Linked DNA regions of Homo sapiens: regions 1, 3, 4, 5, 6 and 7 are each linked to region 2. The links are chromatin loops, found by intact Hi-C in ENCODE. Cell type or tissue: PC-3. All regions are shown on one strand.

Evidence for each region. Hi-C counts contacts between places; a loop is a spot of excess contacts. Peaks named below come from ENCODE experiments on the same cell type or tissue, not always from the same donor. Only the 100,000 strongest peaks of a DNase experiment are listed, where the experiment ranks them.
Region 1: a loop joins it to region 2, with 5 times the contacts of the local background. A loop is called at or near these places in 5 of 110 quality-filtered maps.
Region 3: it touches region 2 in a loop (6-fold over the local background); 2 of 110 quality-filtered maps call a loop at or near these places.
Region 4: it touches region 2 in a loop (2.2-fold over the local background); 13 of 110 quality-filtered maps call a loop at or near these places.
Region 5: it touches region 2 in a loop (17-fold over the local background); 3 of 110 quality-filtered maps call a loop at or near these places.
Region 6: it touches region 2 in a loop (4-fold over the local background); 5 of 110 quality-filtered maps call a loop at or near these places.
Region 7: it touches region 2 in a loop (4-fold over the local background); 4 of 110 quality-filtered maps call a loop at or near these places.

Annotation. Positions count from the first base shown.
Region 1 is chr6:22,234,869-22,238,868 of GRCh38, reverse strand. No RefSeq gene overlaps it. Among named protein-coding and RNA genes, the nearest start is that of PRL, 60 kb to the left of the region's middle. In PC-3, no CTCF peak of the experiment used is centred here; a DNase peak (open chromatin) is centred at 1,928; H3K4me3 peaks cover 529 bases; H3K27ac peaks cover 2,561 bases.
Region 2 is chr6:22,826,356-22,830,355 of GRCh38, reverse strand. No RefSeq gene overlaps it. Among named protein-coding and RNA genes, the nearest start is that of LINC03005, 110 kb to the right of the region's middle. In PC-3, CTCF peaks have their summits at 1,511 and 1,710 (motif pointing right); DNase peaks (open chromatin) are centred at 1,755, 2,085 and 3,175; H3K4me3 peaks cover 952 bases; H3K27ac peaks cover 2,969 bases.
Region 3 is chr6:22,442,238-22,446,237 of GRCh38, reverse strand. The region is part of intron 4 of LOC105374971 (a long non-coding RNA gene); the gene reads right to left. Among named protein-coding and RNA genes, the nearest start is that of HDGFL1, 130 kb to the left of the region's middle. RefSeq lists enhancers at 2,640-3,140, 3,141-3,641, 3,425-4,000. In PC-3, no CTCF peak of the experiment used is centred here; a DNase peak (open chromatin) is centred at 1,697; H3K27ac peaks cover 814 bases.
Region 4 is chr6:22,885,026-22,889,025 of GRCh38, reverse strand. No RefSeq gene overlaps it. Among named protein-coding and RNA genes, the nearest start is that of LINC03005, 170 kb to the right of the region's middle. In PC-3, no CTCF peak of the experiment used is centred here; no DNase peak of the experiment used is centred here; H3K27ac peaks cover 2,245 bases.
Region 5 is chr6:22,361,251-22,365,250 of GRCh38, reverse strand. It overlaps a transcript of LOC105374971 not described here. Among named protein-coding and RNA genes, the nearest start is that of PRL, 66 kb to the right of the region's middle. In PC-3, no CTCF peak of the experiment used is centred here; DNase peaks (open chromatin) are centred at 730, 1,770 and 2,690; H3K4me3 peaks cover 1,124 bases; H3K27ac peaks cover 3,600 bases.
Region 6 is chr6:23,412,625-23,416,624 of GRCh38, reverse strand. The region is part of intron 4 of LOC105374976 (a long non-coding RNA gene); the gene reads left to right. It overlaps LOC105374975 (a long non-coding RNA gene), which reads right to left and starts at 550. Exons shown (of 3, transcript XR_001744048.2): 1 at 463-550. RefSeq lists an enhancer at 2,151-2,380. In PC-3, a CTCF peak has its summit at 2,252 (motif pointing right); a DNase peak (open chromatin) is centred at 2,334; H3K27ac peaks cover 948 bases.
Region 7 is chr6:22,469,676-22,473,675 of GRCh38, reverse strand. All of the region lies in intron 4 of LOC105374971 (a long non-coding RNA gene), which reads right to left. Among named protein-coding and RNA genes, the nearest start is that of HDGFL1, 98 kb to the left of the region's middle. In PC-3, a CTCF peak has its summit at 2,382; a DNase peak (open chromatin) is centred at 2,455; H3K4me3 peaks cover 263 bases; H3K27ac peaks cover 459 bases.

The DNA.
Region 1 (4,000 bases), 590 kb after region 2:
ACGAAGCCCAGTAACATGTTCTCTGTTACCTAGCCCCTTCCCCAGCTGACCTGCCGACCACAGTGATATTGTAAGTTATTATTCTCTATAGAAAGGGTTCTTTGTTTGGGTCTTTTAAAACTGCAAACCAGTCATTCTGGAAAAAAAGGCAAGCAGCTTGAATTTGTACCCATAAGTTTGTTTGCATGCCCATTACTCGTGTCCCTTTTCTTTAAACTGAACTTGTCAAACTGTTTTTGCAAGTATTCAAAATGTTGCCACCCATTTAGTCCTCTCTAGAATATAAATTCTAAACGGTTTTGTAAAGAACTGGAAAGTGCTAGTTTTGCTAACATTTGGAGAATTTGAAATTAAAATGGAAAGATGTTAAATGATCAAAAAGGCAAGAGAAATATCACCAGAGCCAAAACTTGCCCTGACTCACCAGCTCCATGGTTGCATTCTCAATGTCTGGTATCTTGTATCTTAAGAAAACGCAAATTTGACTTATTCTTGCAAAATGCGAACAAAGTCAACTTTAAATCTAATAAAATAAAACATCTCCGGCGAATTCTGAAGTAGAAGATTTAAAATAGGAAAACGAAAAGTCTAAAAGAAGCAAAAAATTATTTTTATGTCGTCTACTCTGTGCCAGAACCCTGCCAGGTATTTTAACCTAGTGCCTTTTTCTCATTGTGACCCAACAAAGTAGGTTTTATTCTCATTTCATAAATGAGGCATCTGAGTTCTTCATATCTGAGGTCATATATCTTGCCCAAGGTCACACAAGAAGTAAATAGAAAACCTAGAATCAGAACTAAGCTCTAACTCCAAAACCCATTCCTTTTTCATTTTATTAAACTGTTGCCTTGAATTTTAAAATACATGAAATAGTCACTAAACTACATTTTCATTGACTAATAACTATTATGGGAGAATTATTGTAGAGTAATTCATAAAGCAGTAGAACTTGCCAAGTAAACACATTTTTAATGATGATGACCAAAGCATACTCATACAGTCATTTAAACAGGTGAGGTGATCATTATATTGCTCCCCTGTTTAAACAAGGTTTTCATTCATTTAAGAAATATAACATGGCATGATGCATGTTTGGAAGAGATAAGACATGCCTCTGAGCCACCATCTGAGAGGGTGAAGGCAGAGACCCATGATGTGAGAGGAAAGACAGTGATGCAAAATGTATTTTATCTCAAAGAAGCATATGCCTTGAGGTCTTTTCATTGAAAGTGTTAAAGTCCAAGGGAAGAAAATAAAACTACAGAGCCTTTTTCTTATTTTCCTCATCAATATGAAATGATTTATCTTACTTGCCTTATGTTTTACGCCATAAATAGAAAATCTTGATAAAATAACTGTGCGAACAATTCCAAATAACTATTTCAGATAAGTTAGGAAAATATTATCTATTGAATCACTCTGATGCCATTAATATTGAAATGAGTAACATCACACAGCCCATCTGAATCACTTATCATTTAAGTAAAATACACTGACACAGGATTTTGCATTTTTCCTCTGTAAGAAAGAAGCATCAGTGGAAAGCAGTAGAGGAACATAAACAAAACAGACGGTGTTAAGAAAATAGGTGGCCCCAGAATCTGTGTGAGAAATCTCAGACTCACACTCTTGGCACCGTTCCCCCTTGTGCCTCTTTGGAAGCTCTAGCTCCTCCAGATCTTGGCTGTTCTTTTTCCAAAAGACACCACTCATCTGACTTGATGTGAAAACCCACCCTCGGGTCATTATCACCAGGTAATGGCAAATGCAGAGAAAACCCTATGTTTCCAAATCCTGGATTCTCTCAGTCCCTTGGAATGTGCCACTTTTCAGGAAGTGTTCAGGTCCCTTATGTCAGTACGCTCCTCACCAGGACTCTCAGCCCTACCCCATGCAAGTTTGCTGCACCTCTCTGAATCTGAAAGCAGGTTAGCACAGCCTGATCTTTCCCAAGTATGGAGAATCAAACCACAGCCTCTATTTCAGTGAGTCATCACTCCTCTTCTTGTCTATTCCATGTCTAGGAAGATTTGTTTGCTCTTGTTACTCACCAGTCTTGTACCACCAGACAGCTTGGCTGCCTCTCAGTTATTTCATCTGTTCAACTAGCGTTTGGTCATTCCCCTCATCGTGATGTGCAGCAGATGGCTTGGGTTGTCCTCCTTCCTGCCCAGCAGAATTGTGTTACAATAAGCATGACTTCTGTGCCTGTCAGCTAGCAGTGCTCCAAGCCACCACTTGCAAACTCCCTTCATGCAATTTAATGAGGATGTTTCTTAAGTAGTTATCTCAGTCCGTTTTCTGTTGCTTATAACAGAATACTTGAAACTAGGTAATTTATAAAGAAAGGGAATTTATTTCTTAAATTATGGAGGCTGAGAAGTCCAAGGTTAAGGGACTACATTTGATGAGGGCCTTCTTGCTGGTGGGGACTCTCTGCAGATTCCCAAGTTGATTCAGGGCATCACATGATGAGGAGGCTGAGTGTGCTAGGTCAGATTTCTCTTCCTCTCTTACAAAGCCACCAGTCCCATTCCCATGATAACCCACTAATCCATTAGCTTATTAATCTATGAATGGATTAATCCTGCCCTCATGACCCAATCATCTCTTAAGGACTCCACTTCTCAATACTGCCACATTGGGGATTAAATTCCAACATGAGTTTTGGAGGGGACATTTAAACCATAGCAGTTGTGCTGCAACAACTGACTATGAAACTCAGGAGTGTAGTCTCTGGCATATAACAGTCTGAGACAGTTACACTGCCATCTTCCTCTTGACTTAACTCCGGTCTGAAATTCAACTTGGCATGCCCCATATGCTGATATCCCATAAAACATGCTATATTCTTTTATGTGGTTTTCTACTCTATGCCAAGCAAATGCCATGCTATTCATACAAATTTAATTTAAAACAATGCATATTAGTCCATTTTCATGCTGCTGATAAAGACATATCTGATACTGGGCAATTTACAAAAGAAAGAGGTTTATTGGACTTACAGTTACGTGCCTTGGGAGACCTCACAATCATGGTGGAAGTTGAAAGGCACATCTCACATGGTGGCAGACAAGAGAAGAGAATGAGAGCCAAGCAAAACGGGTTTCACCATATCAAACCATCAGATCTCATGAGACTTATTCACTATGAGGAGAACAGTATGGGGGAACTGCCTCCATGATTCAATTTTCTCCCACCAGGTCCCTCTCACAACACATGGGAATTATGGTAGTAAAATTCAAGATGATATTTGGGTGGGGACACAGAGCCAAACCATATCACTATGCAAAATCATTTATTCTTTCAAATATGCTTTTAATATCATACATCAACTTAGAGCAAGAAAACCTACCATATAGCTAGAATAATTATTGGGAAAAAATATTGAAAGACATTGTTTTATTCTACCAATCTAAACTTGTGTTTCTCACCACTGGGAGTATATTAGAATCCCCTATGGGACTTAAAAAAATTATAGATGCCTTAACTCCAGATTGCTTATGTCCCCTCCCAAAAGATCAAGCTGCCTTTCAAGCTTTTTCCATGTAGCAATATTGTAGCAATATTGTGAGGTTAATTCTGAGGCTTTTATAGAAATGTGGCTAACTAATGAATACCTTGAGTATCTCCATTGTACAGTAAAAAATATTACTGTAGCCATGAAATGTGTTCATATTCCAATCAGAGTTTGCCCTTTCCACTGGGGCCGAGTCTAAGAATTCCAGCTGGTAAATGGATAAGTAGAATAAACATCCATGTAAATAATAAGGAGATTGCAATTAGGATCTGCTTTTAACTTAAACCTTTCTGTGATCATCTATCTGATTAAACCATTCATCTTTTTTAAAAAAATAAGAGTGTTGTTCTCTTACAAGTTATTGCCTGAGTTATCCTGGATGCTCAGGTTGCAAGAATAGATACATTCAGGTTATCTCAAATGTTAAATAAATATTGTAAGGCCTATGAGAAAGGAAAGAAACTCCAAAACTAACTCTGC
Region 2 (4,000 bases):
CTCTCTCTCTGTCACACACACACACACACACACACACACACACACACACACACACATATATATCTCCTATTGGCTGTTTCTCTGGAGAACCCTAACAAATACAGACATTTTAATACCAAGAGTGATTCTAGAGGAAGAGAATTTCAGGAATCATTTTCGGAATTGGTTCTAGCGTTTCCAGAATTGGCTGTCTAATATGTTTACATTTAAAGATGCTCATGTCTCTATTTTCAGTAGTAAGGAGAGAATTGATAGTCCATAGCATGAATTGGTAACAGAGATACACAAAATATCTGCTTTGGATCTTCTTAATCACTCACTTAAAAGAATCAAGGAACTCAGTAACTTTATGTATGATGCTACTGAACATTTTTTGAAAACTAGTGAATATAATGAGATGGTCTGGTTGTTCCTAATGTCACTGGACAAAGAAGTGGTGAAAGAAAAGGATGAGCTCATGGATTTGAATTTCCTTAAAACTTATTTAAGTTTTCCAATGGTATTTCATACAAACAGTTTTTATTTTAAAATGTGCTAAAATTGAGAAAATCTGCATATCATGAAGTCTAACACTCATGTGAAGGTTGAAGAAAATTTATACTTTATCAGGGAGTCAATACGCCACCCAACAGCCTTTTTCTACCCACAATGCAAGATTAATGTTCCTAGGAGTTATAGAGAAAACTAAACCCATGGAGGGGTAGCTTTGTTATTGGTGCTATTACGTTGGACCACAATAAAACTGTGTTGGATTTGAGTCTTGACTGATAAATTTAATCACAGATTTATCTCTGTGTTTTACTTTCAACAAATATTTGTGGACACCCTTTTCCAAGGTAAAAACCAGAAACAAATAAAAACAACAACAACAACAAAAAACTTTACCGGACATTATAAGGGTTAAAAGGAGTATATGACATAATTCCTGTAGAGATGACATATATCTAAGTTATTGCTTGAGATACAAATATGGCAATGAAAGGAGGCTATAGGAAGTTTCATATACTTAGTACATGCTAATCTCAGGCATTTCAGAGTTTGATGATGTAGGATTTGGCTTTGAATCAAGGGTAATATTTGTATAGGTAAGTAGGTAGGTGGGTAGGTATTAGAACATGGTGAGTGCTTCAAGTAGGCAGTCATGAGTAAAGCATGGAGGAAAAACTGAAAAGTCAGCTAACAATAGTGTTTGAGTTTAGCTAGAATACAGATTTCATTTAGGAACTTAATAAAGATAAAGAGGAAATTATAGTTTGGGGCCAATTGAGTAAAAGACTTTTAATTCTAACTTAAAGTTTTCCAAATTAATTCTTTTAACAATGGAAGAACATTTCGTAGTTTTCAAATAGAAAAACGTCGTTGTGGTATTCTATGAAGGTCTGGGAAGAGAAAGAAAAAAGTGATTAGTCTTTACTGAGTGTTACTGACTCAGGTGATCTTTTGGTAATAGATTAGAAATGTTAGTTCCTAGTGCAGTTACTCGTCATTAATAAGAGTTTAAGGTAACTATCGCAAACAGAAACCTTCCCTCAAGATTGACATAGCCTGTGTTATTCTTACTGACTTATCTCATGGGGCTGAGTTGATAGATCTCGAAATGCTTTTTAAAAAGCAGACTGGGTGGCCAGGGCCAATTCCCAACTGATCCAGATAGAACTTGGCATAAAATCCTCTAGGGAATGTCTGGGTCCCACCAGCTCTGCCACCTGACCACTAGTGGGCAGACACAGCCCTCGGTTCTCAGGAAAATTTTATATCACAGAGGGGAATCAGGGTCAGCGATTTCAGGGGCAGTCCCTTTCACTGCTTAATCCAACCTGGCTGACTTAATGATATAAATATAGATTTACTGCCTCTGCCCCCTGAGCACGGAGCCACCACCTTCACTCTAAAGGTAACTCCACCTGGTAATTAACTGTGAAATATTGAGTGGCCAGTGTCTGACCTGAGCGTTTGTGCCAAGCAAAAGTTTCACTTGTTTTGTTTTTTTTTTTCTCTCTTTCACTGCCAGTTTGTGTGTACGTGTATTTTTAAGTATTAACTCTCATGGAAGCACATGCCTATTTAAAATTCCCAGACGATGAGTCAGACCCGTTCAGTGAGGTTCCTGGAGAGTCACATGATGTGATTTGATGAAACTTCACCTTATGAAGGGTTGGAGGAAAAAATAAAAAAAAACACTTTCAGACTTATATACATATACACATATACATACACATACATATATATTATTGTGGATATATACTTGTATATAATGTCATATAATTTTGCATACATACACACACCCACACAGTAGAGAAACAGACAGACACACATATACATGCAGTTAAAAAAAATCCCTTTGCTTTGTTTCTCTGTTTCCCTCAATAGATATTTAAAAATCTGGTGAGCCAACAGCTCATGCCTCTTTGAAACAAGAAGACAGCAGAAGCCCTGTAGCTACATGTGCTGCATATGAGTTTTAGTTATGTAGCTACCCTCTGAAATCACAATAGTGAAACTGGAAATTTGGATTCCAAAGTGATAAAGAGCATTGCTGAGACTTAGGATATCTGAGTCGTTTCACTTGCTGCTCTGATATGCTATAGGCTTATTTAGGCCTTTAAAAAATTCTGTATTATAATTTATACTTTTCTTCAAATCAGTTTGATGTTTCATGGTATAACTAACATATCTTTCTACGTTGAACAGTAAAGTAGGCTAACTCCTGTGAATAAATCCAAATTATAGTAATTTCTGAAGCTCTTCAATTAATTTTTCTGTATGTCTTCTCTAAGTGTAAACTCACTCTAGGAGTGATATTTGCAGTGTGAAAGCCTCATTTGCTAATGAACCCTAGCTATAAGCAGGATTGAGTCACTTCTTATGAAAAATATATGAGTTATAGAATAGTAAGTGTTCTAGAATGAGCCTGCCTCAAGAGAAGTATGGATGGAGAGCAAGAAAGCTAATAGTTGCTTATAAAGGGAAAGTTCCCTTCAAAAGATTGAGGACAGACACAGGATTTTGGGAGTGTCTTGTTGTTTTAAAACATCATAGAGGAAGTAATTGCTGCATCGATTCATTCACTTAATAAACATTTATTGAGAGCCCACTGTGTGCCAGAAACTGCTAGATGCTGGAGATTCAAGAACCCACAAGTCCTTCTAGTTTGATGGATGGGAGTTTCATAAGCAAATAGTTATAATTCGGGAATGTGGAAAGTACTGTGAAAACACAGGTGCAGCAATGACTAACTTTGCCTAACAGAATTTGATAAAACTTCACAGAGGAGGTGATATTTGATCCAGATCTTTACAGATAAGTAGGAAATGACTTGTTGAAAAATTACTAAAGCAGAGGAAAAAATTATGAATGTTGGGAATGTAGGGTTGAAGGAGGAAGGCCCATTAAAGATGTAATTTAATATTAGCCAGAACTGGTCCATAAGAGGGAGCTTTGAATGTGCAATTCATTTGCACTTTTATTCTGGGTGAATCCAGAAGCTAAACATATTTCAGCAGTGGGTTTAGAACCAGGAAATGGAAAGCGACTAGTAATCTAGGCTCTCTCTCATAATATTCATCCTCAGTCTCTGTCCCTGTTTCTGTCTCTCTCTTTCTTTCTTCCTCCTTCTCCTTAACTTGCTCAGGCTCTCTCATCTTTAGGTCTGAATAATTTTTCTCTGAAGAATGACACCATTTTGTACTAAGATATGACAATTTTCATCATCTCTGGTAATAGTCTAAACTTACTGGGGTTGCTATATCTATATGCCAAAATTCCTAGAGGGAGAATCTTATTTGCCCAGCTGATCCAATGCACTGTGGTCAGGAGTGGAGTCACATGGTACGGATACAAGTCCTGGAAACAAACCTCCATCAAAAGGGAAGGACATTCTCATATAGGTAGGCCGTGGGTCTAACACTGCTCCAAAAGTTATCTACAACTTATAATAATTCTATATTGAATGCTCCTAAAAGGATTGTGGGAGTGTAACATGACACTGTTACCTTTTGCA
Region 3 (4,000 bases), 380 kb after region 2:
AGCTATGTGACCTTGGCAAGATCCTTAACCTCTCTGTCCAGCTTTCTCATCTGGAAAACAGGAAGAAGAATCACATGCTTCCTGTGGCTGTTGAGAGAATGGTATGAGCCAACACATGCAAAACGCTCACATGAATGCTCTATGCATAGCAAAGCCACTGCATGCATGTTAGTCCACAGACGAGCTTCCACTTTATGATAGAAAAATAAAGTTCTATGCCATGACTCCTGCCTGGGGGAACCACACCAAAGTGAACAGATGGAAAACAAAGTATGATTTTGGCATATTGTTTGGCTGAATGACAATAGGTAGTGAAGACAGTTAAGTAGAAAAGTCATTGCAGTAATCAAGGAACACTTCTTGTAGGAAAGGAATGAAATTTTCATCAAAATAGGAATAAATGCTTCCTTGGTTCTCTTTGGGTTATTCACAGTCCCTCTTATATTGTATACTTATTAGAGTATGACAGGAAAATGCTGGATTCAGAAATAATTATGCTTGTCATACAAATTTTTTAAAAAGAGCAAGAGACAATCCAATGGTTATCAACTGTCTGATGAAAGTGTTTCCTAGGTAGCTATTTATTTTAGAATAAGAATGACAGTAACTATTAAAAAATATTTCCTGCTTTTTAATAACTGCACCTTAAGATAACACTGGTGTTCTGTCTCATCAACTGAGGCCCTATTCAACCTGCTGAATCCGACTTCAGTCACTCATTCATCAAATGTGGTTTTTTGACATTTTTTCCCCTACCACCTCCCAAGCACCGAGTACTGAAGTGTTAGGAATTTAGAAATAAATAAGACACATTCCTTGTCCTCAAAGTGTACCTTAAACCAGAATATTTTAATTAATATTTTGATTTTTCTAATAATATATTCTTATATATTTACTTTCCCAAATTGGAAAATTCAAAACGTTACACAAAAGATTAATGAAACAGTGATAAACCTGCCACACAGAGAAAACCACTCTGGTATACATGTCTCTGATCTTTCTCATAGGACAAATAAATAAATGCAAATGCAATATAATCATGATAATACCATTAATTGGCCTTGTTCATGGATATAATAAAACTTTTCTCAAGCCAGTAAAATTTCTTTGAAGGAATCATCTTAAATGTTGTATGCTGTTCTCTCATAGGCATAGTCTATGAAACAATCGCTTCAACATTACCGAAAGATGAAGATGAATCTTTGACTAACTACTAAAGACACTGTAAATTGATGTATATCCCACAGAGATGGTGTGCGGGATAAAGGGAATCACTCCTCGGAGAAGCAGGCCACCTTTATATATTCAATTGCCATGACCTACATAGCATGGGCTGTGTTAAAATAAAGCAACCCTCAAAGTCAGCCAGGAACTCTCACATATCCCATGGCCTCCTTCCCCTATATTCTCCTTCTGCTACCTTTTCCCTGAGAGCTGGAGGGCTTTACTGCTTAGGCAGTTTTCCCATCTTCTAGGACTCATGGCAGAGAGAAGGCCATGTGAGTAGCTAGAAAAAAAAATCCCAATTAAACCTAATGTTCTCTTAATAAACTCACAACTGTCTTTAATATAAACTAGTTAAAGATGTAAGTAATACTCAAACAATGGTGATTTTGCTGGTTATGTATGCCACGCTTACTTGTATAACTCAGAGCGTGTCCATTTGTTTGTTTTTAGAGTCACTTCCTTCCAAGGATGTGGAATTAAGTGGTTATACAGAATCAGCTGTCAAACTTGGCACTGCAGTCATGTTTCCATGCTTAAGAAGGCAGATACCTTTCTAAAAGAGTAGGACTATGAGAAACCTTCTTTATAACTAACAAAAGTAACATGGGTTTATATGCAATAATGTTTCGAACCAGCATAGTTTTATGCACCTGTCATTAAAAAGCAAATGGTTGTGCTCTCCCCATATGGCATTTTCATTTCTAGAACATAGTCATGTGGTCATCTCAATTTCTTCACAGGTAAACAAAAGAAATCATTGGAACAAACTATGTATTTTCTCATATTTATGGGGAAAAGCGGAAGTTTTTTCCCCTGAAACGTCCAGTGTTCAACACTAGGTATATCACATTTCATGGAATATAAAGTCTCTTGAAAAGTTACTAATATCCAAACATCTGTTTTACAATTTTTTTTTTTTTTTGAGATGGAGTCTCACCATGTTGCTCAGGCTGGAGTGCAGTGGTGCAATCTTGGCTCACTGCAACCTCCGCCTCCCAGGTTCAAGCGACTCTCCTGTCTCAACCTCCCAAGTAGCTGGGACTACAGATGCCCACCACCACACCTGGCTAATTTTTGTATTTTTAGTAGAGACGGGGTTTCACCATATTGGCCAGACTGGCCTCAAACTTCTGACCTTGTAATCTGCCCTCTTGGGCCTCCCAAAGTGCTGGAAGCCACTGCATCCCGGTGTTTTACAATTTTCCCATTGGCTTCCATTAGACATACAAATACGTATAACTGAAGAAAATTATGAAGAAATCACAAAGCTACAAAGAAGAATTTAGGCCAGGCATGGTGGCTTACGCCTGTAATCCCAGCACTTTGGGAGGCCAAGGTGGGAAGATCACTTGAGCCCAGGAGTTTGAGACCCACCTGAGCAACATGGCAAGACCCCATCTCTACAAAAAATACAAAAATTAGCTAGGCGTGGTGGTGTGTGCTACTAGTAGCTGGGACTACAAGCACATGCCACCACGCCCACCTAACTGGGAGGTGGGAGAATCGCTTAAGCCTGGGAAGTGGAGGTTGTAGTGAGTTGAGATCACACAACCACACTCCAGCCCAGGCAACAGAGCAAGATCCTGTCCCAAAGAAAAAAACCCAAAAAACAAAAAACAAACAAAAAAAATTAGAACTTAGCCTTGTATCAGTTTTCTATTGCCACAACAATGCTGCATAACAAATCACCCCAAAACTCAATGGTTTAAAACAATAAGCACTTTGCTGACAAGCCTCCAGGTCAGCGATTTTGGTGGGCTCAGACAGGGTTGGCCAGACAGTTCTGGTCTTAGCTGGGTTCACTAGCATGTCTGTAGTTCACCCCTCTGCTGGTAATGAGGATGGCATCAGTCAGGACAACTGAGATGATCTGACTTTCCCCCACGTGGCTTGCCTTCCAGCAGGCTAGCCTGGGCATGTTCTCCTGACAATTTCAGAGGAGCAAGAGGCCAGCAGAAATACACAGGGTGTTTTCCAGCTCTGCTTGTGCTGTGTCTGCTAAGTAAGTCTCATTAGCCAAAGCAAGTTGCAAGCCCAGCTCAGATTCAAGGATAGGGAAATAGCCTCCACCCTTGTAGTGAGAACTGCCAAGTCACATAGCCCAAAGCATGGCCACAGGGAGGGGTGAAGAATTGGAGTCATTAATACAACTAATCTACCCCAATCTTATATTCTTAAATGACAATAAAAATAATGACAATCAAAAATAACCAAGGTATATCAGATTTTTGAGAGGAAATTGGGTTCAATATTCTAAAGCACTTGTGGGAGGAAAAAGATTTCTTTCCTCACCTATTTGTAGGCTCACAGCTGAGGCAGCTATAACAAAAGACAGGTTAGCAAGAGAAGAACATACAAATTTATTTAATATAAGTTTTATGTGACACAGGGGCCTTCAAAAGGAAAGTAGCCCTCACCCTGCCAGCCAAAAAAAAAAAAAAAGCAGGAAAATCTATGTATTTTTATGCTAGGTTTGATAAAGTGGACAGTCATGGAAAAGCATGACTGGACAAATATGGGGGTCTATTGGTAATAACTGGGGGTACCTAGCAAGGCCTGTTTGAAGAAGACAGACACGGATTCTGCCTTCAATCACAGAAGACAGAATCTATGAATGTCTTCCTCAAAGAAGACACAGATTCTTCTCTGTGTCCCTGAATCTTCAGAGATACGTGTGTTCCTTTCCTCCAGGTATAGGGAGGGCACCTCTGCAATGAGGGCCTTGTGACCTGCTTCAGGGGAGAAGGCCAAGGGGAAGACAATGGAGACCTTC
Region 4 (4,000 bases), 59 kb before region 2:
ATTAAGAGGAATTTAATCAGAATTGAAACTTGCTAATAGCTGTATGTGAGTGGATATCCTTAAGATGTACTGATACCATAAGATTACAATGAGTTTGTGATTATTTGGCCATTCTCTGCCTTGCTTGTTTGGGAAATTCCAGTTTTAACATAGACATAAACCTAAAGCTTTAAAGACAGACAAGCAAACACCACCGCAAATAAACAGAACAAAACCCTGTGGCATCTCTTAGATATTGTCCTCAACCTTCCAAAGTCAAATCACACAGAGAAACTGAGGTAACAGAAACATTGTTACACATGAGGCAGCCGAAACCCAGAGGACCTGACAGACTTAACTGTCAGAGTCAGGTGTGAAACAGCTCTGCTGATTCTTAGTCACAGCTCTTTCCACAAATATATTGTTTTAATTATGAAATTCCTAGAGCACAAGACTGATCTAGCTGGAGAAATCTTAAAGGAGGCTGTTAATCTTTGCCTCCCCACATTGCAAAGTAGAAGGGTAAATACATGTCCAACGAGATCATTAATCACTCTCATTTATTTCTTTTCTTTTTCTTCTTTTTTTTTTAAATAGAATTATATGAGTAGCAGGAAGAGTAGGTCAAGTGAGGTAACAGGTCTAATTAGGAAGCAGGGTATTGGCAGGGCACATCCCAGGACTGTAGTGGAAATTCCCTAACATTGTAATTTAGTCAGGCAAAGATATCTGGCTGAAACTTATGTAATTTGCGGTATCCAGCTTTTGTTTGCTAACCTGAAAGGACAACAGTGACATAATGTTATTTTCCTCACCTAAGTATCACTTGACTTTTTAAAGCTCCTGTAGACTGGTTAGCTCAGTCTCAAGGGACAAGGAGAGGCAATCCCCTTGATTTATTTTAATTAACCTGGTTCCCTTACCTATTTATAAGTTTACCTATTTATGAAGATATGTGTATATACATATACATATACACTCACATATATTTTTATATTTCTATCTACATTCCATTAAAGGAGAGAAATGTAAACTTATAAAGCAGCATGATAAGTTTCATTTATAATTAATATTTTAACATACTTTTCTTTAATACCTGGACATCTCTTCAAATGATGTCCTTCTAAATTTAAATCAGTGGACCTAATTGTTAATCTGGCAAGGGCATAATAGGTATTCCATTTTTCCTGTGTTTTTGCAATTTGGAGACACATTAGTTTTATTAGTGTATACATTGTGATCATCTTTTTCTCTGGCTCCCATTCCATATGACTCAATCTTCTGATGGTCCTCAAAGAAATTAAGTCAACCAATTACCAAGAGATATGGCAAGAAGTTGCAAACGGGGCTTCTTCACTTTGGCTTTTTACAAGAAGCCATTTGAGGCAGTGGGAAAAGTTAAGTCTGGAATCAGATATAAGATAAAAGACTAATGCTAGCCATAATAATAGTTATAAGGCACTGAAGTCCTTTACATGTAATCCTTATGGCAATTAGATGAGTTAGAATGCATTATGATCTCCATTTCATTAATAATAAAACTGAATCCATCGACGCGAAGTCCCACATTTAGGAAGTGGTGGAGCTGGTATTCAAACCTAAGTCAGCCTGATCCACTTTGATCTTTTAACCACTAAGCTGGCCTGGATTTGCATTCCAGTGTTCTCATTTCAATGGTACCACTTTCACAAATTAGTCATTTCTTTCAGCCTCTGCTTCCTCATTTATCTGAAGGGATGTAATGCTAACTATTCTAAATGGTTGTTTTAAAGATAAAATAAGATAATGCTTGTGGAACCACCAACACAGAGTATGTGTTTGATTTATTTCCTCTTCTTCACAACTCCATCAAAATAGAGAGATTGGTATACAAGACAATTAGCATGTAATACGGTGGTTCTCATTGTTAACTATATGTTAGAAACCCCTGAGGGACTTTTCAAAGGTACTAATGGCTATTTGCAAAAGGAAATGAATGGGATTCCTAGCGTGCTGGTGATATACTATTAATCTGAGTGGTGATTACACAGGTGTGTTCACTTTGTGACAATTCCTTAAACTGCACATGTAAGATGGCTGCATTCTTCTGTATGCATATTCTACTTCAGTTAAAGTGTGTATTATTAATTCAAATGCTAATTCCCATGTTTCACCCCTCAGATATTCTGAATCAATAGCTCTGTGTAGGAGTGCAAACATTCGTTTTGTGTAAACGCTTCTCGGGTGATGTTAATATGCAGTCAGCCTTGGGAACTACTGTTAAAAGTAGAACCAACCCTTAGCAAATAAAAGAATCGAGGAAGGCATGCTTTACAACAAAATATGACATATTTGCCAAATTCAAAATCTAAGTAGGTGTACTATAATTAGACGTGGAGATTGTGAAAGAGTATCATTGTTTCATGTAAAGATTATCCCAAAATACGAATTAAATATCCGCTAAAGATCTATGTGGTTGCTAAAAAAGCAGTGTATTTTTTATACCTTTCTTTTATGACCATTTCTATTAACGTCTATTTTACTAAGCCATCCTACATGTTTTGAACATCTTTATTCAACAAAAGCAATGTAGTTTGAAAAGATTTTTAAAAATGTGAGTTGAGGCTGGGCGCGGTGGCTCACGCCTGTAATCCGAGCACTTTGGGAGGCTGAGACAGGAGGATCATGAGGTCAGGAGATCGAGACCATACTGGCTAACATGGTGAAACCCTGTCTCTACTAAAAATACAAAAAAAAAAAATTAGCTGGGTGTGGTGGCAGGCGCCTGTAGTCCCAGCTACTCGGGAGGCTGAGGCAGGAGAATGGCGTGAACCAGGGAGGCGGAGCTTGCAGTGAGCCGAGATCACGCCACTGCACTCCAGCCTGGGCGACAGAGCGAGACTCCGTCTCAAAAAAAAAAAAAAAAAAAGAACGTGAGTTGAAATGTCTACTCCATCAAAGTACCCTCATTTGCAAGTTTAGTCAAACATTCTTCAGTATCTAATAATAAATAACAAGTAAGATGACCATGTCTGCATTATTTTTTCCCCAACAAAAATAGTCATCTTAATTATCCCTTATTATTGGACATTGTTGTTTTGGACCACACTACTAACATTTGCATCTGTCTTTTCTTACTGAAGCACATACTATACACACACACACACACACACACACACACACACACTCTCTCTCTCTCTCTCTCTCTCTAATACACATACTATCTTAGAAAAATGCTCTATAAAAACATAAACAGATTAATATAAGTTAAGATTAATTTGAAAATATGCTGTATACTTAATTTTTGTAAGCCTTTATCAGTGTCTTTATAATGAAATTTTTAAGCAATATACTTATTTTGCTGGGATTTTTTTCAAAACTGGTAAAAAGAACTGTTGAGATAAAATTTTAGGTATTTATTATGTTCATATAAGGAAACTCTGACTTGCTTTCATAGGCATAGATGTCACTCTCCTTTTCACTTAATTGATTTTCTATCTCCTAATAATTTTTTGTTTATCTAGTATCTGATTAATAACCAAAAACATCTGCACGTCTTCCTAATAGGAGGAATATGCGTAGCACAGATTGAGCTAGCAATGTTTGATGATTATGAGTATATATTTAGTTATCAGAGAGGTAAACCTGATCATTGCTATATTTTTTCAAAAGCATAAATTTCAGGTTTGAATATGCTCACAGAATACACATGCATATAAATTACATTAGTCAATGGGAGAAAGTTGGAAAAGGAATAAGGAAAGAAATCTTTAGTCTTATACTCAATTGGTGAACCTACCAACTCCATCACGTCTCAAGTCAGGTGGGCTTTGGAGGCCGATAGATTTATTATGCTTACAAAGCTGCAGGGAAAACTTTGGATAAGAAAACCTAAAAAGGTAAAAAGCAGCTGAAAGTATTGAAATATAAAGATTATTCAGTATTAAACCATCCGTAGTATTAAAGGTGGGAAGTACAAACAAATCTCACTGAAGCTAGCATACTAATGTGAGATTTATGCTGTTGATAACCATTTGCAATT
Region 5 (4,000 bases), 470 kb after region 2:
ATCTTCTAACTTCCAGTTCTCTTACCCACTTGCCCTCATTTGGAACACAATTTTCACTTTTAGAAAGATGTTTCCTTAGAGTTTGGAAAATTAATTTGATTAAGAGTGAGAGTCTGTAATCCCAGCACTTTGGGAGGCCAAGGCGGGTGGATCACGATGTCAGGAGTTCAAAAACAGCCTGGCCAAAATGGTGACACCCTGTCTCTACTATAAATACAAAAAATTATTACCTGGTGGCGGGTACCTGTAATCCTAGCTACTCGGGAGGCTGAGGCAGAGAATTGCTTGAACCCGGGAGGTGGAGGTTGCAGTGAGCCGAGATCATGCCACTGCACTCCAGCCTGGGTGACAGAGTGAGACTCCGTCTCAAAAAGAAAAAAAAGAGTGAGAGTCAGTGCGAACGTGTGTGTGTGTGTGTGTGTGTGTGCGCGTGTGTGTGTGTGTTAGGGCCAGTGCAGTTAAAAATACTATCACATTCAAGAATTCCAATGTAAGCAGTCTTATAAACCTTAAAAATGTCATTTAAATCACATATTTAATAGGAAGCTTTAAGAAAGAGACAGAGACTCATTGTGAGCTTTTTTCATGTGCCTGTCTCTGGCTCACCTTCCAGCTGCTTTGCAGGGGGATCAAGGTGGGTGAGCAACTCGCTCCAAGCCCTGAGGTGCTGTATCCCAGCTGCCAATATCTTCATAGGGTCACTGAGCAGGCATATAACTCATTCCATTTGTAACCATGAGAAATAGAGTCCCCCAGGGAAAATATGCACTTCCCGTATGTTCTGCCCTGTGCACTGGTCTAGGTGAATCACTATCCAGGAGGGAAAGGGGAAGGGATGTGTCTTGACACATTATTTCCTCACAGATATCAGAGCATCATTTCAAGGATAGTATACTGCCTTAAACAGACCACCTATCTGATCCAGCCATGGAGATGGGATGCTTTTAGGAGCTTTCCAGTAAATGCCTCTAAATTCTATTGCTAAGGCTTCCACAAAACTATCAAAAAAAGAAATGCTTTGATGTGTGTCCCCTCTAAGCACTGTGCCACAATTCATAACCTCCACACCCAGCCCCTTCCATCCTTTTCTCAGTCCCTTTTCTGTCCTCCCCTCCGCCCACCGTGGAGCTCGGCCATGCTGTATGCCTTCCTGCTCACATGAACTGCAGTTGCTGGAAAAATGAAGCCAAAAGAAACAGCCAATAAAAACAGAAACAGCTGTAACAATTTTGCACAGCATGGTCTTGATTTCCTTGAGTTTTTTACTTTTGCCTCTTTTTTTTTCCTCCTCTTTTTCTTCTCCCTTCAGCTCCCTTTTCCATACAACACCTTCTGTGTTGGGGCTTGGAATGGAGCAAGAAATACTTCCCTCTTCTGCAAACGCTTTGTGATTCAGAAACAATGTTGGAGTCCATTTTGAATCACTAGTTCCAAAACAAGCAGAACCCCAGAGAGGCATGGAGTGCAGGGAGGAGGAGGAACAGAAACAAGGGAAATGAGTTGAGAATCTTGCCACCAAAGACAGGTGCAAAGATTTACAAAAATAAGAATAACAGACCCAGCTCTCAAATTTGCTCCTTCTCAGGCTGCTATTGCCAGTGGCTGTGCCTGTTGTGAGTTGAGCTCACAGAAGCGGTTCTTTTTATTTCATGGAATGTTTGCACTCACCTCCCTAAATGGACCCTGTTCTGAAGCCTCTATTGAACTGTTGTTTACAGTAGCCTCACTTTACATCTATCTCCTCTTCCCCAAAAACCAAGGCATGACAAGGTAGCTTGTAAATGCAAAAGGCTACTGGAGGAGCAATGTTAGTAGTTTCAGAGAAGAAAAGGAGAAAGAATGACTCAAAGCACTGAACAAATATAAAAGGAAACACTAACAGCAGATTGCAATCAGTACTGTCTTTCCTGTCTGAACAGGCTCATGAACCTGGGGATGTTTACCTTCTTCAGAATCCATAAAGAATCCAGGATCCACTCACCAGGCCCCATCTTTAGCAGGTGCTGAATCCAGTTCTATCTAAAATGCTTGCAGTCAGGGGAAATGATCTCCAATGGTGATTAAAGCCTCCTTTGAATTTTTATTTTTTAACGTATTGGGTGTTGTGCATTGTTTTGTTTCTCTCCAGCTGTTTCCTCTCTTTACCCATTTTCTGGGACATGGTTCCCCAGTCTGAGGCTGAGCTGGATCTGGGCTACGCATCATGAAGACCTGGTAGAAATAAAAGCTCTTTCATGGTGGCAAAACCCTGTTTTTCAGATGGTGTGAAACAGATCTGTATTTTATTATTAATAACAGCACATGCGTGACACCACGTCTTCAAAGGGCTGTGAAAACATTAATTCTTTTGTGATGAAAAAAAAGCAGCAGCAGCAGCGTCTTTTTAAAGTGAATCTCCCAGTCTTCTGGAGAGAGGCTAGAAAACATAGTCTTAGCTAGAGATGAATGAATCAAACCCCGGAGGTCTGAGATCTGGGTCTGATTGAGGAGCGCTTTGAAAAAAAAAAAAAAAAAAATCAGGAGTTTTATCTGAGCTAGAGCATGTTCCAAATTCTACACCCTTTCAAACTCACATGGAAGTCTTTCGAAGACAAGCTGTGGTCTTTGTTCCAGGAATAAAACAAACAATAAAAGACAGGAAAGTAGAGCAGAATAAACGTGGCTTTTCTACATTGTTGAAATTTGATCTGAGGTCTCTAGAAGAGAGAATCATTCTCCCTAGTTGGCAAACCTGCCCTTCAACTTCTTTTAATAAGTGATTTCTTTGTCAAAGTCACAATCTTCTATTAAAAGGAGACAATTAATATCCTATTTTGCAGAACCTGGAAATGGAATCCAAAGGCCCAATTTGCCACTGGACTTCCCAAATTAGCCCTTCAGCTTTTCTTTGTTTTCCTTACATTTGAAAGGTTGTTGCTTTGTTTTGGAATTTTTTTTGTCCAATTAAAAAACATATAGGATTTTGTGCTTATACAAAAATATATGTAATGTGTATGTAAGTTATACAGTATAATTTGCAAAGTGAAACCTCTAACTTCTGCCTTGCTTAAGAATTAAAATATTAAAATATTACCAACAACCTGCCAGTAACTGTGTGTTCTTCTCTAGTTCACCCCCTGCCTCCCTGATAAGGGTTGTCATGATCATATATTCCCACAGTGGATTGATAGCATTAATAGCCCTAATTATTGGCCTCCCAAATGTCCTTTGCTCTATACCATTATGGGGACCCCTCCCCCTGATTCCAGGCTTGATAGGGTGACTTGATTTTGCCAGTGGGCTGTAAGCAAATCAGATGCAAGTAGAGCTTTGGAAAGCACACGCATGTTCTTGTGTGCCCCCTGGCAGAATCAGCCTTATTTGTTCTTTCCCTCTGGGCCCTGACCTGAGAACTTGGCCAGGTTAGACAGCTGGATGGTGACAGATACGTGGAGCAGAGTTGTGTCACCCTAAATCATGGCCATCCTTAATCAGCCAACAGCCAAGCCATAAGCATGTGTCAGCCAAGATTAGCAGAACCACCCAGCCAGCCTGTAGCTTCACGGAAGCTACAGAGAGCCCAGCCAAGATCAGCCAAGCACTGGCAAGATCAGACAGACACAGCTGACTTGGAAGCCAGATCGATAATATAATACACGTTACTTTCTGTAAGCTCCTGAGTTTTGGGGTGGTGGTTTGCAGTATTATTTTAATAATAGATTATTTATACAATTCCCTTCCTCTTTAAAAAAAAATCACAATGTTTGCAGCCCTGAAAAAATATGTTGCTTTGTTTTGCCATTCCATCTCTCTTTTTTTAGTTTTAAAAAATTGTATCACAAGATATACTTTCTTTTGTGACTTGTTTTCTTCACTTACCATTATGTTTCTTTCATCTACCATTATTTTTCTTTCATCTATGTAGTTGCATGTAGTTATAGTAACTGGCTTTTATTATTACATAATCTTTTTGTGAATATAAATTATTTTCTCCAGTCTTCTGTTAATGGACATTTGGCTT
Region 6 (4,000 bases), 590 kb before region 2:
CTAAATACACTTATTAATTTATTTTTTTAAACATTTATTACCTGTACTGTGTGCCATACAGTATACAAAATTGTTTTTAATAATTGGTTCTTTCTTCAGTGAGTAAGCAAACTAGGAGAGGAAAATAATGCAACAAATATATAGACCAATGCAATAAAAATTGTCATAGGAGTAGTGCAGAAAAGAACATATATTAGACAGGAATCCCATTAGCCTCTCCCTTGAATCCTAGACTTGCATATCCAACTGCTAATGTGACCTCCTTTTGATTTCTAACAGACATCTCACACTTAACATACAGAAAACTGAGCACCTTATACTTCCCAAACCTCCTCTTTCTCTATTCGTTTTCAATTCAGTAAATATCAACTTTACCCAGGACAAGAAAAATGACGTCATCTTGAAGTTCTCTCTTTTTCTCTTATGCCACACCCCATCTTCAGCACGTCCTGTGGGCTTTACCTTCTCCATTGCTGCAATTTTATTCCCAGTCTCCATCATCTTTCTCTTGAATGATTGCAGTAGTCTCCTAACTGGTCTCCCAATTCCACCAGAGATCCCCTTTATGCATCTTCAGTAAGGCAGTCAGAGTGAAACCATTGTTACCACAGCATTGTCATGTCACTACTCAACTCAGAACCTTCTAGAAGCTTCCCGTTTCCCTCTAAATAAAACCAAGCCATAATCTGTGAGGTTCTACAAAATTTAGTTGCCTCTTTCTTCTGTAAACTCAAATCCCCATAGCCTTCTTCCTGAGCATTCTAATCCAGACTCACTCGCTTCTCTCTGTTCCTCAAACACTAGAGATGTGCTCCTGACTCTGGGGCCTCTGCTTGTAATTCTCTTCTCCCAAACATCTGCCTGGCTTTCTCCTTCAGATTTGTGTTTACCTGTCATCTTTTCGGATGCCCTGCCTTAGCTATCTTCTCTGTATTAGTTAGGTTAACCTAGCTTCTGTAACACCTAGACCTAAACATACATCCTGGCTCAAATACAGAAGATGTTTATTTCTCAGTCACACAATGGTCCATGGCAGAGGCTGCTGATGTGAAGAATCCTTGGTTGGTGGGGAGCTTTCCTCCATGTGGTGATTCAGTTTCTATTCTATCTTGAGGTCAACCATTCCTTAGGCCAGGGACCAGCAAAAACCTGCCTGCTGGCCAAATCTGGCCCACAGACGTTTTTCTGATATTGTATAGCCCCCAGCAATTTTTTTTTTTTTTTTGCATTATTTAAGGGTTTGGGGGCGGGAGAAAAATATGCAAATGTGTATAGTTTAAAAAACTGAAAATATTTTATATCTGGCCCTTTACAGAAAAAAAAAAATTTCCGTTCCCTGGTCAAGAGTCAAGGCCTTAGATTACAGCCAGATTAAATGTGATCATGTAAACGCCTTAACAGCTCATACCTTCTTCATCCTTTAAAAAAGAAACAAACAACAACAACAAAAAACCTAGTCTGTGAAACATACAAAAGGAGGTGGAGGGCTAGATTTGGCCTGAAGCCATAGTTTGCCATCTCCTGTTCAGGGCTGTTTACTTACTTTAGAAATAAAGTCCTCTTTTCTTTTTTCTTTTTCTTTTCTTTTTTTCCCCCTTCCTTTCTTCCCTCGCTCCCTCCCTCCCTCCCTCCCTCTCTCCCTCTCTCTCTCTTTCTTTCATTCTTTTTTTTTTTTTCAGGTCTTGCTCTGTTGCCCAGGCTTGGAGTGCAGTGGTACCGTCTCAGCTCACTGCAACCTCCGTCTCCTGGGTTCAAGTGATTCTATTTCCTCAGCCTCCCAAGTAGCTGGGACTACAGGCGTGTGCCACCACTCTCAGCTAATTTTTGTATTTTTTGGTAGAGATGGGGTTTCACCATGTTGGCCAGCTGGCCTCAAACTTGGCCTCAAGTGATCCTCCAGCCTCTCAAAGTGCTGGGATTACAGGCATGAGCCACTGCACCTGGCCAATAAAGTCATTTTCTAGCTTCAATCCCAACAGACACAGTGGAATTTTAATTTTTTTTGATGATTGGTAAATGTGAAAACTATCAGCTTAATATCCTCACCTTATGTTAAAAGAGAGGGGTTGTTCGTTAAGGGGAAAAGGAGAAAATGCATTTATTCCCTCTCCAGTGTCCTTCTGTTGCTCTGATTGGTATGGTATCCAGCAGTAGGCTGGTGGCCAGTGGGAACAAAAAATTACAGACTGGAAGGTCCTAGGGAGGCCTTGGTGATGATTTTTACTTGAGCTAAATTTTTACTTTACTGGCCTGCAGGGGTAGCTACAGGGAAAATAATTTTTTGTACAAGTCAGGGCAATGAACTCTAGTTAAAAAGGGGACTTTCCCCTGTATGTCCTGATAAAGCTTAAGGCATAAAGCCCCTGTCAGTTTAAATATATCTCTGTTTCCTGTGGTCTCTGTCTGCATGCCAGCAACATTCACTGTGAATTGTAACATTTCCTTACATGTATGACCGGGATGATAAAAATAACTACCTCGTGCTAATAGAATTTATTTACTTTGTGTGAATTTCAGGCATACTAGCACATTGTGAAGATATAAAATTGTAACAAGCTGAACCAGTGACTACTATTGTTTGGAAACAGGAGAAATACAATTTTCCTAGTGTTGGGGAAATAAATATTTGGGTGGAAAAAAAGGACATGGAAACCACACTTGCCAAAATAAAAAAAGTAATGGGTGAAAGTTCCCCTTGTTCTCATGTGAATTGAGTTGATGTCAGGTGATGTTTAACTTAATAATGAGGATGCTGGTAAAGAATTGGCCACCACATAGCATTTAGGTTAGTTCACACCAGTCCTTGTCTCCATTTCACTGTATTTTGCAAGATGTAGACTGTTGAAATATCTGGATTTATAATGCTGTGAAACCAGTGCAGGCAACATGTTTTCAGTTCAATTAAACATGTATTTGCTGAGGGCCTGCTATGTGCCAGCCATGTTGCTGGTGGATGTGGATATCATAATTATTATGTGACTACCCCTGCAACTAAGAACCTATAATCCGTTGGAGAGGGTAGCAGCCAAAAAGACCATCATGATGCAATGTGGTCATCACTGCAAACAAAGCTGTCATCACAGAAGAAGTTACCTAGGCTGGAAACCAGCAGGTCTGAGTCCAAGCTCCCAGTTTGCTCTGGTGACATTAGACAAGGTTTTATGGGCCATCGCTGCTGTGTCTTCATCTTTAATAGTGGGGAATAATACCTGCCTCACAGACATGAGAAGGTAGATAAATACAAGATAGATAGATGAATAAATAGATTGGGGGGGGGGGGGGATAGGTCACCTATTGATAACATTTGGCATCCAGAGTGCTCAATAAAGAAGTTTCTTCTTTCCTTTACCTAATTTTAAAGCTGGATTAACCTAACACACCTGAACATATCAAAGAGATGATCAAAAGTAGTAATATTTTTATAGACAATGTAGTTTTTTCTTTTAAAACACCACTCCATACATTTTACAGATACTTCATAAATTTCAAAACAGTGTCATTTTTGGCATGACATACATTTACCAGCTTGGCTTTCCTCACAGATAGCATTTTAATAAACAGCATGACTCCCCTGTTTGTTTGTGAATTAAAGGCAGCTTGCCATATTAGATTCCTATATTATCAGTCATAGTCTCATTAGATGTAATAAAAAACACATTTGCTTTTAGTGTTTCATAGGTAATGTATTTCCTTTGTTCATTTATTAATCATAATTGGAGTGTTTCTCTTTTTTCTGTCTATGCCTTTGACTATCATTTTTGAAATACTTAGGATGATAAGTATTTGCACAGATTTGACATCTGCAAAATATTTTGCAATCAGTCATTGGCTATTCATAGTACAGTAATTAGCATATGTGAGAAAATATATGGTTTATACATCCACTTGTTAAAATTATCACTAATATGTACCTTTTCTTTCTTTGTAATGTCAAAAGGTCCTTGTAATGTATATCTTATTATAAATGTTTTAACTTATATTACAGGTGTGTCTTATTATA
Region 7 (4,000 bases), 360 kb after region 2:
CTGCTGAAACCTATAAAGAAAGTCATTCTGGAATGATCAATCCACTTTTCATTCTTTGTCTCTGCCTTCTTCAACCTTTTTCTAACTGAAAGCCACTCTCCTCTGCTCAGCTCATTGCAACACACTCTCTATTGTATAGAATTCTGTTTTGTAGAATGAGGTGTTGCCCAATTTTTTTTTTTTTTTAATTTGAGACGGAGTCTCGCTCTGTCGCCCAGGCTGGAGTGCAGTGGCGCAATCTCGGCTCACTGCAAGCTCCGCCTCTGGGCTTCATGCCATTCTCCTGCCTCAGCCTCCCGAGTAGCTGGGACTACAGGCGCCCGCCACCACGCCTGGCTAATTTTTTGTATTTTTAGTAGAGACGGGGTTTCACCGTGTTAGCCAGGATTGTCTGGATCTCCTGACCTCATGATGCGCCCGCCTCAGCCTCCCAAAGTGCTGGGATTACAGGCGTGAGCCACCGCGCCTGGCCAATGTTGCCCAATCTTAGAATCACAACTACAAGCCAAATAGATTGTTCACCAATGAGAACACATGGACACAGGGAGGGGAACATAACACTCCGGGGCCTGTAGGGGGGTTGGGGGTAGGGGAGGGACAGCATTAGGAGAAATACCTAATGTAGATGACAGGTTGATGGGTGCAGCAAACCACCATGGCATGTGTATACCTACGAAACAAAACTGCACGTTCTGCACATGTACCCGAAAACTTAAAATATAATGAAAAAATAGATTGTTCAAGTAAATGTGCTGTAATTTTGTCTTTTGACTGAAGGAAAAACCTGACATATATCCTGACGATGTTGACAAAAGCCATAGGTCATGAGGGGCAAAATGACATAATTGTTGCTTATTTAAATTAGCTCATTTTTTAACTTTAACTTTTATTTTAAGTTCAGGGGCACATGTTCAGGTTTGTTATATAGATAAGCTTGTGCCATGGGGGTTTGTTGTACAGATTATTTTGTCACCCAGGTATTAAGCCTAGTAACCATTTGTTGTTTTTCCTGATCTTCTCCCTCCTCCCATCTTCCACCCTCTAGTAAGCCCCAGTGTGTGTTTTTCCCCTCTATGTGTCCATATGTTCTCATCATTTAGCTCCCACTTATAAGTGAGAACGTGCAGTGTTTTGTTTTTGGCTCCTGCATTAGTTTGCTAAGAATAATGGCTACCAGCTCCATCCATGTTCCTGGAAAGGATATGATCTCATTTTTTTTACGGCTGCATAGTATTCTATGGTGTATATGTACCACAAACTTAAGACATAGAGTAAAAGGAAGACAAGCCAACTTGAGGACTCAGGTCTTTGGGAACTAATTGTCGGTTTGCGTGGCACTGTCTCCGTTTACTTCAGTAGAGGATTTCTATGAAATATCATGAGCTTGGTTACCTCTTTTAGCATTTGGAAAATAATAAAGATGTATTATCACATTCTTTCATCCCCCTTTTAGTGGCCCAGAGCAAGATATCATGGAATTAAGGAATTCTATAAACTCATCTTCACAGTCTCTTTAGTGCAAAATAACATTGCCAGGACAAATGAGGATGCAAACAAGGAAGATTTAAAAGTGACAACACCTTTTGGTCAGAGAAGCCAGCATCTTAACAACCCAAGGCAGACAACAAGTGTTTAATGAAAGTTACAGAAATAGATGCAGGAAACAGACAGAGAGGGTGAGGAAGCAGCGCGGCGGAAAGTGGGATTTAGGACACAATGGGGAAGCCCTGGTGGAAGTTTCCAGCACATACACACCTGCTTAGGAGTCTGGGAGGCACTGGCGTGTGTCAGAGACAGGGGGAAGAAGCACATAAATAAGTGAAAATGAGAGCAGATTGGAAAAAGGCAGAGAGAGACTTTAACTCTACTACCCACTCAATTTGCCACAATTTCAGGAGTTCATGGTAATATCTAATACATAGAAATGTCAAAACGAAAGTAGAGATAGAAATAGAAATATGAAAAAAAGAAATAATATAAATTTTAAAAAATGAAACTGAAGATCCTATTTATTTTATTTTACTTTCTGGTGGCCAGAATTAAAACCAGGTGCAAAAATAACCAGTAGATTCTAGATCATGTTGGCATATTTTACACTCAGTGTATCATGTCGCCCCTATAATGTGAAAAACAGTTCAGGCAACAGGACACTGGAAAGGGGATCTAGAAGGTCATGAATCTCTATTTCTAAAGAACACTGCCCCAGGCAGCTTTACACCTCGCTCTGTGTTTTCTCCTCTTACAGTGAACTTAGCTGACCCTTGTCCTATCATGGAATATATATCTTTACTCGAATTATTTTAGAAAGTTTACAATAAGTTGAAATAATAACAATGATAGCCATGGAGGCTGCCAGGGCACCTAGTCAAAAACTACAATCATCTGGAGCTAGGAGGAGCCAAAGGGTGTGTTTGTTTTGGCTCAGGATCCAGCTGCAGGCTGCCTGAGTTTGCCAGCTACATTTCTGTCAACAGAGAGAAACTATTATAACAAAATCCATGTTGATCAGGAAGTGTGACCACAGTGAGGGACGCTGAGGAAGTGCTGTTTTTATAATGCATTCTGAAAATGTGTCCTGAGCCTGTTAGTGGCAATAGGAAAATTCCCCCTCTATCAATGCATTCACCTGCAAACCCCACAGGGGCAGAGACCGGGAAGATCTGCCTGTACAATAGGTTCTGCTGCGGGCTAAACTGATTATCCTCAGAGCTCTTTTAGAGTCTGGGTGTGGTTATCACTCCTTTTTTCCTACCTTCTTAGTTCTCTCTCTTATGTTTTAAGTCCTTTATTGCTGACTTACATTTCCCCTTTTCAATTCTCTCATTGGACTGTCCCTTGGTTTGAGGCTAGATGTGCAAAAATCCTTGTGTGTGAATATACTGATAAAGCTAAAGGAAGCGGGTCTCTCCCTGAGCCCTGTCAACCTTCCTCCTGCTTCTGGGACATTCCTTGACATCAGATTTTCCAGGCCCCTGGCCACCACAAATGCATGACCGCCTCACCTCCCACTTCCACTGCCACCCATGCCACTCTGGCCTGGGGAAGTCCCAGGGCAGGACCAAAAAGACGAGGTTGCCCTTGCTCTGGAGTTCATCCTGACATCAAAAGTCACGTCCACACAGGGTCAGCCTTGCTTTGACAACGTATACCCAGCACCATTTCAAATACTTTTCATGGGTTCTACTATCATCCTTCAACAACCCTGTGCTGTTGGTTATGTGATCTCTTTTACAGATGCAGAAACTGAAGCTCACAGTCTCTATACGACTTGCTCACATTTACATGGCCAATATTTGGCAGAGGTGGGATTTTGGTCTTTGAATCACATTCTGGCAGTGTAGGCATGTCTGTTCTTTAAAGCAGAGCTTCTCATACTTCATGATGCTCAGGAATCACCTAAGGACCTTGTTAAAATGCAGACTCTAATTCAATAGGCCTAAGTGAGGCCCCAGAATTTACATTTGTAACATGCTTCTAAGCAGTGGCCGTGTAGGCCTAGAGCCACACTTTGGATACCAAAGCTTTCAAGAAGCTTTACAAATTAAGCCCTAAGATGAGTAACCTGTGGGTGAGAAATGCTTATTAATTATTTGGGAAACTTTAGTATAAGTATATAGATGCAAAGACTACCGTGGGTTCTTTGGGAAAGTTTGTCACTCGCAGAAGTTTCACTGCGTGAGGCCACAGAAGGATGATATTTCTTTCTGGTTGTCTTGATACCAAAACTTGGTTCTGAGACAAAGACTGGAGCAGGGACCTAATAGTAGTTGTCTTACCAAAAAAAAACCCATCCTCATTAGCAGCCAATCCCTATTGCCTCCCTCCCCACAGCCTCTGCCAACCATTTATCTACTTTCTGTCTCTAGATTTGTCTATTCTGAACATTTCATACTAATGGAATCATACAATATGTATCCTTTTGTGCCTGGCTTCTTTTACTTTGCATAATGTATTCAAGGTTCATTCATGTTGTAGCATGTATCAGTACTTCATTCCTTTT